Regions from separate parts of the Homo sapiens genome. Here region 2 is linked to region 1. A link is a contact called in ENCODE Hi-C data. All regions are on one chromosome and are shown on one strand. The core of a region is the stretch at or near the end of the contact, and the rest is flanking DNA. Distances in the headings are between cores, read along the strand shown.

Region 1 (7,092 bases), core at 3,285-5,784:
AGGATATCTAATAATACACTCTGTGGCTCAGCTATGAGTAATGAAATTTCTGTTGTTATAATAAAGTCAACCCTAAGTATTTCACCAGAAATTATAACCAGATTAGCAGGATGGGAGGAGGAAGGGATTTGGGAAGGGATCAAAGTGGGAGGGAAGTGTAAGAGAGGTCAAATCCTCATCTGCCATAGTAGGAAGTCATTTGCTAAATGTCTAAAATTTAATATGAAGAAATAGCAGTATAAGCATGTTATTTAGAAAAACTAAATGCCATAAGAAACTACTAAAGAAGATAAAAAGAATTTCTAGTACAGAGAAGGACCTGGAGGTGGGGCTAGGGACCATTATTTTATTATGAACTTTATGGTACTTTTATATACCTCTTTTTTTTCTTTTTAGAGATTGTGTCTCGCCGTGTTTCCCCAGCTGAAGCACAGTGGCTTGATTGTAGTTCACTGCAGCCTCAAACTCCTAGGCTCAAACAACCCTCCTGCCTCAGTTTCTTGAACAGCCGGGACTACAGGCATGCACCCACCCAGATAATATTTTTACTCTTTTGTAGAGACAGGGTCTCACTATGTTGACCTGGCTGGTCTTAAACTGCTAGTCTCAAGCAGTCCTCTCACTTCGGCCTCCCGGAGTGCTGGGATTATAGGCATGAGCCACCATGCTGGCTGTACTTTTACTTTTTTAATGACACACATCTATATGATAAAAATAAAATTTAATAAAAGCAAATAAAACTACTTTTATCATTTAATTTTTATTTTTAAAAATGTATATAGTAAAAAAGCTGGGTTGCGGAGATGTTGGTCAGTGGATTAAAAATTTTGGTTAGACTACAGGAACATATTCAAGAGATTTATTGTACAACATGGTGGTGATAGTTTATAACAGTGTATTGTATTCATCAAAATTGCCAAGAGATTTTAGGTGTTCTCACCACAAAAGATAAGTATGTGAAGTAATGCATAAGTTAATTAGCTCAATTTAGTCATTCTACAATATATACATATTTCAAAACATGTTGTATAGGTGTTCTCACCACAAAAGATAAGTATGTGAAGTAATGCATAAGTTAATTAGCTCAATTTAGTCATTCTACAATATATACATATTTCAAAACATGTTGTATAGGATAAATATGTGCAATTTTTATTGTCAATTTAAATAAGTAACAAAATAAGTTAAAAAAAGTCTAGAAGCCTATATAACAGCATACTAACAGTGTAACTCAATGGTGTAACTAGGGTTGGTTTTTACTTTCTTCATTTTGTCTTTTCTAATTTTTTCTATAGTAACTTTTATCACTGGGCTTAACAGGAATCTAAAAAATGTATTTTTAGCAATTGTTATGTTATATCCACAACATGATCTATATATTTTGTCAGGGAGGTTTATTTTTTGACTCAGAACTAGTTTGTTCTTGAAGTATGTACTTTATTCTTTTAATTAGGGCTTAAAATGTTAAAATATTTCTAAAGAGGACTATTTTGGGACTCTACAGTGTACCTCTTTAATGAGAACGCCCACAGTTTAGGCCTATTAAGGCATAATTCCTTTATTTTACTAAAGAATTAAAATAATAAAGATTTGATAATTTTCTAATGTTAACTATCAGGTAAGAACATTTGATCTGATATTTTGACAATCCCATTCTGTGACAGCATGTAGTTCATTTTGTTGTAATGTGGATGGCATTTTCCTGGAAGATTTGGGCACAGGATCCCATGGAATATTAGGACTGGCAATGTTTTATACTACACAGACCCAGAAACTGATGTTAACCAGTTGATAATGGCCTTGGAAACTTAGAAAAATCTCCAAGTTCCACTGACACATTGAGAGTGTATGGCTTGCTACCATATAACGATATGTTAGTTTTCCAGATTTCTGTTCTCAAGATCAGCTCTTTCTGTGGCTATAACTCATTATTTTAATTTGCCAGTAATAAGACACATCCTAACAATATCTAGTTTTAATACAATAAAAATAACCTCTTTTATGCTTTATTTCAAATATGAAACCATACTCTTTTTTAAATTATTTTTTAAATTATAAGAGTGATCAATGGCATGGTTTTAAAAAATTAATAAGCACAGAAGGATATAAAATGACCGTCAGTCCCCTGTCACCCTCACCCCCAGAAATAGACATGGTTAATAATTTCTCGTATACTGTTCAAGACATTTTAATGCATTTAAAGCGTATGCTTTTTCTTTTCACAAGTAGCATATCTTAGACATCAGAATTCTGAAATTTGGGGCTAGAGCTTATGCCGTGTTTTATTTTCAACATTTTACTGTTGACATTGATTTTTACTTTGAATATTTTTATTTTTGCTCTATTTTTAAAATGTGTGAATATTTTATTTTAAAAAGGAGGGGTGTCTGTATGTACAGAATAACTTCAAGTATGTTCTCTTCCCTCTTCTCTAAATTATATAATTTTATCTCTTTCAGCATTGGGGGCCTTATTCTGGACACAACTGTATCAGACCCAAACTTGGTTGGGATTGTTGTTTACACGCCAGTTATTAATGGTAAGAATTAGATATACTGTTTCATGATAATATCAAATCTTCGTATCCTCTTAGTCTTAGGTACTATTAGAAGTCTTAGGGCTCAGATTCAAGAGGTCTGTCCTCCCATCCCAACCATTCTGCCTCCAACCCCAAGTTGTTGCTCACAGTGAAAATTACATTCCCAGGTCTCAACAGGCAGAATACATTTCTGAAAAGTAATCTTTCTTAATCTTATCATGAACTACTAGTTTGAGAGTCAGGTATACCTGACTTAAGATTAATGTGGCAAAATATATTTCAGATTTTGTTTATTATTTACATTGGGATTATCAGCTATTGTATATTGTTTTGTTGTTTCTTTTGTCAATTTTTGTGGATAAATTAGAGACAGCTGGGTTTCAACATTGCTTATCCATTCAGTTCATTAAAATCTGGGGTGGGCACAGTGGCTCATGACTGCAATCCCAGTGCTTTGGGAGGCCTAGGTAGGAGGGTCGCTTGAGGTTAGGGGTTTGAGGCCAGGGCAACATAGTGAGACCCCCATCTCTATAAAAAATTCAAAAATTAGCCAGATGTGGTGGCACACACCTGTAGTCCCAGGTATGTCCTCAGGAGGCTGAGGCAGGAGGATTGCCTGAGCCCAGGAGTTAGAGGCTACAATAAGCCACTGCATGCTAGCCTGGGAAACAGAGTGAGACCCTGTCTTAAAAAAAAATAAAAGAAAAAAATCTATTGGTCCTCAGCTGATCCCTTTAAAAATCTGTCGTATATTTTTTTGTTATCTATGAAATGGGAATTATAATACTTAAATTCACAGACATTTATATATGAATTACATTTAATAAGATCATTTTAATCCAGTCTACCGGCTTCTGGGGTGACTGTCATTAAAGTGGATTTTTTTTTTTTTTTTTAGTTTAAGTTCTGGGATACATGTGCAGAACGTGCAGGTTTGTTACATAGGTATACATTTGCCATGGTGGTTTGCTGCACCTATCAACCCATCATCTAGTTTTTAAGCCCCGCATGCATGAGTTATTTGTCCTAATGCTCTCCCTCCCCTTGCCCCCCACCTGACAGGCCCTGGTGTGTGATGTTCTCCCTGTGTCCATGTGTTCTCATTGTTGAACACTAAAGTAGATTTTAAGTACAGCCTAGATCAATATAATTTAAAAAGTAATTCTACTTGGGGAAAAACATGTCCCAGGATATACTACATATTTAATGTAATTTACTTTGCATATCTATGTAAAAAGAAAATATGTCAGTTGGGCACGGTGGCTCATCCCTGTAATCCCAGTACTTTGCGAGGCCAAGGCAAGTGGATCGTTCAAGCTCATGAGTTTGAGACCAGCCTGGGCAATATGACCAAACCCTGCCTGCACAAAAAATATAAAAATTATATTTTTACAGGCATGGTGGTACACGCCTGTAGTCCCAGCTACTTGGGAGGCTGAAGCAAGAGGACCTTCTGAGCCTGGGAGGGAGGCAGAGGTTGCAGTGAGCCAAGATCACGCTACTGCACTCCAGCCTGGGCAACAGAGCAAGACCTTGTCTCAAAAAAAATGTATATATGTATATATGTAAAAAATATATATGACATATAAAGGCAAGTTCTTCAAAATCTAATTTCATGTCTAAAATTTCTACTGAATATTTTAATTTTTATATCACTTTAGAATATCAATGAACAAATTTTCCCTATAGGTCTCTCTCTTCATGCCACCATTCTCCCCGTCACCCACACATAAAATTGTGGGACCATCTATTTCAACCTGGTCCTTCATCCTCTTTGACTGAAAAATGACCAAGCCATTGTCTGCTTGCCCTTTAACACAGTTCACTTGCTCAATCATTTATTTATATAACAAGCATGTCTTACTCTTGTAGCCTAATGTCTCAATATAGCCATCATTCAAGTAATAAAGTAGGCTTCCTGACTCACTCTCTATTTGAGGCAAATTAAGTGTCACTAATAGCCTAGTCATTCTTAAACATTGTTTTTATTACATGGGTCCTAAGATGATGAATTTAACAGTGGTTTTTTTCCCTGCCTATCAGATCAAATTTGAATTCTTCTGCCTAGCTTTCAAGGCCCTCTGTACATGGTTGGACTCATTGTTTCCCAAAGACATGCGCAATTTTTTCATTATCATTCTAACTAGGTTTTTATATTGTCCCTACAAAGATTCATCTAATTTTCACTGCCTGGAATAACTACTGCTTTCCTCCCTCCTCTTCAGATCCTCTTCTGTGAATATTAATGGATGAGTTCATTAGCATAAACATTACTCATAATGACTGTTAGAGCTATATTAAACAACATTTCAGTAAGAAATTTAACTTAAATTACAATAACCCTTTTATTATAAGGCTTTAATGCATATTTCAGTTGTTTTACCTTAAGTAAGAAACAATTCTAGAGCTTCACTGAAATGCTCTCCTTGGATGTCTGTGCTGTGGCATTGTGTGATATTCATAGTAATATATTTTTAGTATCTCAGTAAGTAAACCTCTTAGTTGGCTATCAGCACTTTGGGAGGCCAAGGCAGGTGGATCGCTTGAGCTCATAAGTTTGAGACCAGCCTGGGCAACACGACCAAACCCTGTCTGCACAAAAATTATAAAAATTAGCCGGGCATGGTGGTACACTATGAGCTTATAAATTCCACTCTTTAAAAAACATTAATAGAGATGGTTTACTCTATGCTCCTCAAATAAGATGGAACTTTTGAGAATTGAATTTCATTTAAAATGTGTTGGGGAATGTACTATTTAAAGGACTCTTGTTTATCTTCATCATTATCATCATTATCTGCTATTTAGTGAGTACCTACCACTATGTACCAGGTAACTTACAGGTTTTTTTTATACATGTTGTGTCGTATAATCCTCACAATAAGATCAGTAGATTGTCTAAGGTCTCTTATCTTGTAAGTGGTGAGTCACGATTGAAAACCAGATCGGGTCTATTCTAAAGCCTGTGATTTTTTTTTTCTCAAAATATGCAGCTACTAATTTATGTTTTATTAGCTACAAGAATGCATACATTGTTTAAGGCATATCTGTGTTCATATTGTGACTAGGATATTTTTTAATATTTATTAATGTCTTTCAGAACTAGTGGCATTTTCCAAAATATATTTCATGGTAACACTAGTTCTGTGAGATGTTAATAAGTATAACTTGAAAAGTGAGTTCTGTGGTCAATCAAATTTGTTAAACATTAAGTTAAACAAACTTGCTTACTACGAGATTTCTTTATTGTTGTTGGTGTTAATTCTTCTTTATTTTTTTATTTTCTTTTTATTATACTTTAAGTTCTAGGGTACATGTGCACAACGTGCAGGTTTGTTACATATGTATACATGCGCCATATTGGTGTGCTGCACCCATTAACTCGTCATTTACATTAGGTATATTTTCTAATGCTATCCCTCCCCCCTCCCCCCACCCCACAACAGGCCTCGGTGTGTGATGTTCCCCTTCCTGTGTCCAAGTGTTCTCATTGTTCAATTCCTATGAGTGAGAACATGCGGTGTTTGGTTTTCTGTCCTTGCGATAGTTTGCTGAGAATGATGGTTTCCAGCTTCATCCATGTCCCTACAAAGGACATGAACTCATCCTTTTTTATGGCTGCATAGTATTCCATGGTGTATATGTGCCACATTTTCTTAATTCAGTCTATCATTGATGGACAAATTTGGGTTGGTTCCAAGTCTTTGCTATTGTGAATAGTGCCTCAATAAACATACATGTGCATGTGTCTTTATAGCAGCATGATTTATAATCCTTTGGGTGTATACCCAGTAATGGGATGGCTGGGTCAAATGGTATTTCTAGTTCTAGATCCTTGAGGAATTGCCACACTGTCTTCCACAATGGTTGAACTAGTTTACAGTCCCACCAGCAGTGTAAACATGTTCCTATTTCTCCACATCCTACTACGGGATTTCTTAAAGCCTTTATCATGCTAACATAAACGTGAGTCTCTCTTTCTGGTACTTCTGTTAGCTAGGTGTTGGGATTTCTAGATCTAACCTTCCTCAGACCCCCTAGACCACACTTTGAGAACCATTGATTTAGAGCTTATATCTTTTTTATCACAGTCTACTTTCAAACAATAGTAAACCACTTTACATATAGGATAAGAAGCTTATGTCACTATACTTGAAATACCACTCCTCTTTCTTATGTACTCTTTTTTGAAATACGTTTTACTTATGTACTCTTTTTTGAAATACGTTTTACTTTTTTGAAATAGTAAATCCTGTAATATATTGTTATTATTTTTTGCTTCAGTTATTTTTAAAAAGAGACTAAAAATGAAAAATATATCTTTTAGATTTTATCATATAAAGTTATATTTCCAGCACTCTTTCCTTTGTGTAGATCCAGGTTTTTATCTGGTATTATTTTCCTTCTGCCTGGAGAAATTCCTTTAATGTTTGTTGTAGGGCAGGCTTACAGAGAAAATAGAGTCTTTAGGCATGTCTCTCCCAGCGTGCTCTTTCCTTTCCCTTCACCTCTGTTCGTATCTCTAACAATGTCTATTTTTAACTTCTTTCACC
Region 2 (7,262 bases), core at 3,793-6,292, 190 kb after region 1:
GGAAATCTTTTACTAGCAGAACAGCTAAGGTTTGATTCTGTATTAACAAACATCCTCCCCAAAGAAGCCAGCAAAAAAATCCTGCTCTGGGACCGCAGTCTGAAATGTACAGCCTTATCTGTGCTGGAAACTGCAGAGAAATCAGACTCAGGGGAGGAAATCGACTAAAACTAAGTGCAGGCCATTCAACAGAGGCCGGGAGAGCTGACAGCAGAGGAAAACCGAGCAGCCATAAAGACACGGGCAGGGAAGAAAGATGCCACCAACGTCTGTGGAGAGGCAAGACTGTAACATGCTGCCTTCTCACTGCTCAGCCAACGTGGATTGATGCAGAACATGTGTCACGAGGCTGACCACATTTAATCTTTCAGCAGCCCTTCCAGGGAATGTTCTGCCAGACTCAGAGAGGTTAAGGAACTTGCCCAAGGTCACACGGCAACAAATTCCAAGTGATTTTAAGTAGGTCGAAAAGTCGAAACAAACGGTTTGTGAATGTGCTGTGCTACATGTTAAATGAGTTGTCTAGGACAGTCTCATTGCCTGGGGTAGCTTCCAATGATGATTATGATGCCATGATGATAATCACCATAAGAATGGTTGATATTTATGGAGTGCTTTGCTAATTGCCAGATAGCACTCGAAGCACTGTACTTACATGAACTCATTTAATGCTCATAACAAACCTATGGGTAGGTACTATTATCATTCCCATTTTACAGGTGAAGAAACTGAGGCCCAAAGAGGGTAAGTTACTTGTCCAAGTCAAATAGCTAAAAATAGGTGTCACCACATGTGTATTTTTGAGAAAATGCTCTAGGCTCACCCTAGAAAGCCTCAAGTCAGTGTTAATCCATGTAACAAACCATTCCATTAACAGGTACAGTAGGCTGAATGGTACCTCCCCAAAAGATAGGTCCACATCCAAATTCCCAGAATCTGGGAATGTGACCTTCTCTGGATAAACGGTCTTTGCAGATGTGATTAAGCTAAGGATCTTGAGATTATCCTGGAGTGTGTGGGTAGGCCCTAAATATTAATGACGTGTCTTTATAAGAGACAAAAAAGAAGACAGAAGAGGGGGCAGCAACGTGTACATGGAGCAGAGAGATGGGGCCCCAAGCCAAGGAGTTTGGCAACTGGGAGAGGCAAATAATAAATCTTCCCTTAGAGTCTCCAGAGGGAGTACAGCTTTGCTGACACCTTGATTTTGGACTTCTGGCCTCCAGAACTGGGAAAGAATACATTTCTGTTGTTTTAAGCCACCTGGTCTGTGGTGATTCATTATGGCAGCCTCAGAAATGGTGGGGCAGGTATGGCCAAGCATCAGGGTTTCAGAGTAATCCTCACGCCTGGGTGTCTGAGTGGTGGCAGCAGGAGAACAGAGGTGCCATGCGGGAGGCATGTGAAATCTGGGGGAGGCTCTTGGCTTGGAAAGTGTAGGAGGGAGAGTCACAGTCAGAATCACGAGCCAGTTTTCCAGCCAAGAAGGCTGCCCAGCAGAGCATACGCTTGTTGCCATGCACTGAGCTGCCCGTCATGGTGAGTAATCTTGCCCCATTGGGAGGTTACTCCTCCCGAGGTCCCTTTGGAGGTGGTGAAGCCAACCATCCTCACATGTTCTATTCCTGAAAGAGGCCAGGGCCAGGCCAGCTTCCAGCTCTCAGAAACACCTGCTCGTGGAATCAATGGCCACAAGGCATGGGATAGCTGATAAAGGGGTTTTCCTTCAAAGTTTTTCATTCTCTGCAGTATTTTGGCAGAATTTGCCAGAAAGCAGAAAGCAATGGTCTCTTTATTCTCCATTTCTGGAGCTATCTGCTCCTTTCGCCCCTCTCTGCAAAGACACTTGCCACAAGACAGCTGGACAGCCGGGCCCCTAATGGAGTCCTGCACACACATCACTCACACGAGCCATTACTCCGCAAGCCAGAGCTGACCTTGGGGAGAGAGGGACAATCCCCTCTCTCCCACACGGTCCACCCCCCTGTGCAGGCCAGACAGGTCTCAGGGAGGTAGGTTTCCAGAAAACGCGCTTCCCTGACATTCCTGGGCATTTTCATTGTCAGGGATGGAGAACTCGAGCTACCCAAATTGTATCAAAACATCTGAAGTCAGAGCAGAAATCTTAATGCTCCTTCCTCCAGGGCTGATCATTACAATATTCCTTAATGGGTAGGACATGGTCACTGACGGGTCAGAAGGAATGCTGCCTGGGAACTGTGCCAAGGCCTCCTGCCAAGTGCCAGTTTTGCCCCATCCCCCAACCACACCCCAGTTATGGAGAGGAAACTGATGAGTCACTGGCCGATTTGCTAACTTCAGTGTCCCAATGCCACACGCCTACAAGGTGACAAAGGGGGTTTCCATTTGGCTGTTGAAAGCCTCTTCTCACATTATGCAAGAAGAGGGCTGGGGGCGGGGAGGAGAGAGAGACAGAGAGAGAGAGAAAAAGAGAGAGAAAGATAGAGATTGGGTAAAATGTCTAAAATTCAAATCATAAGTTCAAGGGGGACTTTCTGTAAGTAAAGGAATCTTTGGTGAATAAAGTATCACCTCACTTTAAACAGTGGCTTTGCTCACACTGTAGGCGTTCTCTAGGCTGCCTGAGATAACTGTCCTGGCCCGTTTGCTGCGAAACCTGTGGGGGAAGCGACAGGACTTCCTAGACCGATCACAGTGCAGTGGGCTAAGAGCTTCCATGATCAAAACCATGATCGCGCTGGTAACAGTAATGATCAGTAGACAGGCATTCCAAGCACTTGATGTGGCTCTCCTCATCGAATATTCTTAACAACCCTAAGAATCAGGGCAAATACTGACCCCACTCTGCAAATGGGGAAATGAAGGCACAGCAAAACCAAATAACTTGCAGAGCCAAGATTTCAACCAAGCAGCCCTGCTCCAGGCTTTTCCCTACCACCCACACCCCATGCTTAGGATCACGGGCGCAGCAAGAAGCCGTGTCCAGTCAGACTGGAGATCACAAGAGGCTTTGCGGAGGAGGGTGTGCCCATGGCCAGCAGACTAGCTGTCAGCTAAAAGGAAAAGGTCATCTGCTCCCACCCCGTGTTAATGAGAAAAGCTAAAACTAGCCATTCTCTACCATCTCATCTCCAGTATTCCAATCTGGTGATTATGTTTTCAGCTCTGAACATGATCTTAGGGCTTCTCACCTGCCCAACACCCTCAGAAGGCAGGGCAGGAAATCCATATGTGGGAAATCAAAGAAACTGAAAAGGCAGAAGCAGAAACACAAAGCTGGAAAAGAGTGTGTGTGTGAGTGTGCATGTATGTGCATGTATGTATGTGTGTGTTTCTGTTGGTGTATATGTATAGGTGTGGGGGGTATGTGTGGGAGTGTGTGTGAGAATGTATGTGTGGGTGTGTGTTTATGTGGGGTGTGTGTGAGAGTGTATGTGTGGGTGTGTATTGGTTTGTGTATGTGAGGGGTATGTGTGGGAGTGTGTGTGTATATGTGGTGTGTATGTATGATGTGTGTGTATGCAGGGGTATGTGTGAGAGTATATTTGTGTGTGTGTGGGTATGTGTGGGAGAGTGTGCATGAGTGTGAGTGCGTGTGTATGGATGTGTTTGTGTGGGAGTGTGTGTATGAGTGTGAGTGCATGTGTGGGTGTGTATGTGTGGGAGTGTGTGTGTAAGTGTGAGTGCATGTGTGTATGGATGTGTTTGTGTGAGTGTGTATGAGTGTGAGTGTGTGTGTGTGTGGGTCTGAACATATGCACTTGCACATGTGTATATGCTCCATGAAGGAGGCTATGTTGGGGGTGGGTGGAGGAAATGGAGGCAGTTCATGGACGGTCTGGAATAGAAAAGCGGGGAAGGACCACCCTGCCCTGGGTGCCGTGCAGAGGCAGAGATTGCTGGTGGATTCAGAGTGGTGGGGAAGCCCCTTGGTTTTGAGGACTCGCTCTGCTACAGCCCTGTTAGCATCCTAAGGACTGAGGAAGTTGGGAGACCACAAGGCCTCTGTGGGCTGCTCTCACCAGAGTGCACCTGGCCAGGGTGGACCCCCCTTCCTCCCTCTCCCTGTGAGGCCAGCAGGCCCTGCAGCAGGCGGTGTGGAGTCCAGATTCTTCTGACTCTCTTGGCAAGCTTCCGCCTCTGTCCAGCTGTTGGCTTAGGTGAAGCTTTAGGAAAGCGAGAGGGGAAAAGGGAACTTAGATTTATTAAGGGCCTCCTCTAAACTAACATTTGTTGAGTTGAGCAATTTCTATGTGCTAAGCACAAGTATTTGATATGCATCAACTCAGTTCTCTTGCCACCTTTTGAGGGATTGGCTATTATTCCTGACTGAAGGTGAATCAACTGACAAAACGGAAAAGCCAGGCTCACAGGAGGAGGAAGTGGCAGAGCTGGGATCTGGACACGGGCAGGCTGGCCTCCAAAGCAAGTAAGCTACGAGCTGTCATCATACCCATTTAACAGATGAAAAACTGTGTTCTGGAGAAGCTGAGAACGGTGTCCAGGGTCACACAGCTAATTTGCAGGGCGCAGCTTGACCTTGGGTCAGCCTGGATCCCAAAGCCAGGCTCTCTGACCTCGTTTACTGCGCATGAGTTAGAAACACAGTCCACTGCAGAAAGGGGGAGCACTCTACAAACACAATGTAGGCCTGGAGCAGGGAGATGCCCAATTAACGTTTATGAATGAACAAAACCTCAGCGAATGCACCCAGGTCTGGAGGCCTGCATTCAGAATCCGGCCTCGGGGACAGTGGAAAGACCTAGAAGCATCCCTTTTCAAGGGGGAAAAAAAATCATTTGCACCATTTCTGAGAGCTGCAGGGGGAATGGATTCAAAACAAGCAAAGCTCTCCAAATAGCGATAAATACCTTAAATTACCCAGCAAGTTTAAAAGCCTTCATGCTGCTCTTTTTCCCAGTGCAGAACAGGCTCCTGATTGTGGCTGTTTAGAATGGAACATTCAGGAGGGCGTGGAGCTGGCGGGGCAGGAGAAGGGGAGGGGAGTGTGAGGAGGGGAGGAAAAACGCTCTGGCTGCCCGGGAACATTCACCCAGCTGGCTGGCAGGAGACACAGCGGGCGATTGTGCGAGCCTGTGCTTGCAGAGGGGTGCGTACGTCTAACGCACGCTGCAGTGGGGACTTCCTCAGTGCCTGGGGGCCGTGTTCCTTGCCCACAGAAATGGGGAGAAAGAAATGTCAGGGCTAATGTGGCTTCTCAAGGAGGCCTTCATTTCTGGAACCCAGAGTTGCCTGGGGGCCGTGTTCCTTGCCCACAGAAATGGGGAGAAAGAAATGTCAGGGTTAATGTGGCTTCTCAAGGAGGCCTTCATTTCTGGAACCCAGAGTTGCCTGGGTCTTCTCTGTGTTCTTACAGGAAAACAACTGTATTGGTTCCAAAGAGAACAGTTTGCTGAGGGCTGTGACTATCAGAATCTCATTCCCTCCAAATAGCAAGAGTCTGGGGTTTCTCCCTCTTCCGCCATGACCCATACATCTATGGGGGTTGCTGCCATCGGACAGACTGGTATGAATTAGTGCTATCCACCCGGGGGGATAATAAACGTCGGAACTAGGGGACGATAAATGTTCACAGGCAAGACAGCTGGAAAGACCTGGAATGCCTCTTCCCTTCTGCACAACACAGCTAATCTCCAGCCCCAGATAAGATAAACATGCTTTATGGGGACTGTATTCAGTTGCCCACTTGTGTGGTCAGCTGCAGCTCAGGGAGCTGCACTCACAAGTCCTTCAGCTGACCCAGCTGACGTCCCAACGCAGTGTGTTCTGTGTTGTCATGGTGTCTCGGGAGTGGGTTTAACACCCGTGACCTTAGAGGAGTTACAGAGATGCTCCACATACGGAAACTGGATAATGACATAATCTACTACCCAGGGTTGTTCTGGAGAGTGAGTTAACATGTATCATGTGCTCACCGCTTCCTGGGGGCTTCCTTTGTGGCAGGCACTTTTTAATATAAGACTTGGCATGGATAATCTCATTTAGTCCCTATATGACCCTATGAGGGGTGCTCATAAATACTGTCCTCACTTTCTTATTGTGTAAACTGACTTCCAGGGAAGTTAAGTCGTTAGCTCAAGGTCACACAGCCAGGGTATATGGTGTGGGGGTAAGCCAGGGGTGGTACCGGGATTGGAACCCAAGTATTCTTACTCCAGCTTCTGTGGGTTGGCTCTACTGGCTAGACTCCCTCCTAAAGACAAAACCCCATGAATCCAGTTCCTTTAGAATTAGTGGTTTCAATCCTGACTAGGCACACAAATCATCTCTGAGGATTTTAAAAACCATGAACTCATGGGTGCATACCCCTAGAGATTCTGATTCCGTGGGTCTGGGTGTCTAAGGTGTTTGAAAGCTCGCCAGGTGCTTTGGATGTGCAGCTGCAATAACCAGCATCACCAGAGACCTTAGGTGGTGCTAAGAAGCTGACAGGCAGCATCTCATTCCATCCTCACAACCAGCCTGAGGTAGGTCCATGACTTGCTTGCTTTACCGATGAGGAAACTGAGGCCCAGAGGAATTCATAGCTCCCCTAAGGTCATGAAATGAGCAGAAAGCAGAGTCTGGATGCATGCGGAAGTCCTAGCTCCAACACTGGATGGAAATGCAGATGAAAAAGTTAGGACCACTCGTCTAAAACCATCCTGTGTCCACTTGGCTCCTTCCCAAATGACGGCCAAAATTCTGTCCCTGATTGAGATGCAAGGTAAGGACTGGGATGAAACTCCAAAAGCTGGAGTTTTAAGGAACATATATGTTGTCATCCAATGACATTTATCTGGAGCCGGATCAGTATCTAGCAAAACCAAGGCTAGATTGCACAACCTTGGTGTGTAATCTGGAACACACAGTGAGCTGAGTGAGGCTGGACGACTTTCATTTCTCATTACCAGAAGCGTGGTGGGGGAATAAGGACACCTGTAGGTCTCCGTGGTGCCAAAGTGCTGTCAACTTCTAATGAGACGGCCTGGAAGAATCTTAAAAGTTTGCAGTCAATAGCTCAGGCCAAATGACTGTTAAAAACCAGACTCTGCTGGACCAAATTCACGGAACTGAATAATTCTTGTGGACAGGGTCAGGGTCACTTACCTCTCAAAATAACTTCGTATCATTTAACATAAGTTCTGTCAATGAAAATGAATGACTATGTTCATGAAGAACTATCAGGTCAACTGGAATGTTCTGCTCAACAAGCGTTTTAAAGGTACCTCCTATTTGCCAGGCCCCATGCCATACACTGGCAGGAGTGTGATGCAGAC

The links. A loop is a pair of places that touch in the nucleus more often than their neighbours do. Pooled maps may share reads with other maps.
Region 2: a loop to region 1 is called in a map of heart left ventricle, with 4 times the contacts of the local background. The contact joins two enhancer-like sites. A Hi-C loop is called at or near these places in 6 of 168 maps with a recorded cell type or tissue (ascending aorta, heart left ventricle, heart right ventricle and 1 more) and 10 of 50 pooled maps.

The regions. Positions count from the first base shown.
Region 1 is chr12:104,856,738-104,863,829 of GRCh38, reverse strand. SLC41A2 (solute carrier family 41 member 2) reads left to right here. Exons shown (of 11, transcript NM_001352171.3): 8 at 2,460-2,539. Among named protein-coding and RNA genes, the nearest start is that of SLC41A2, 98 kb to the left of the region's middle. Within about 2 kb of position 4,534, at least 2 of the 41 ENCODE cell types and tissues checked have a DNase peak (open chromatin) inside an H3K27ac peak, as active enhancers do.
Region 2 is chr12:104,666,936-104,674,197 of GRCh38, reverse strand. The region is part of intron 2 of CHST11 (carbohydrate sulfotransferase 11); the gene reads right to left. Among named protein-coding and RNA genes, the nearest start is that of MIR3922, 79 kb to the right of the region's middle. RefSeq lists an enhancer at 2,183-2,787. Within about 2 kb of position 5,042, at least 25 of the 41 ENCODE cell types and tissues checked have a DNase peak (open chromatin) inside an H3K27ac peak, as active enhancers do.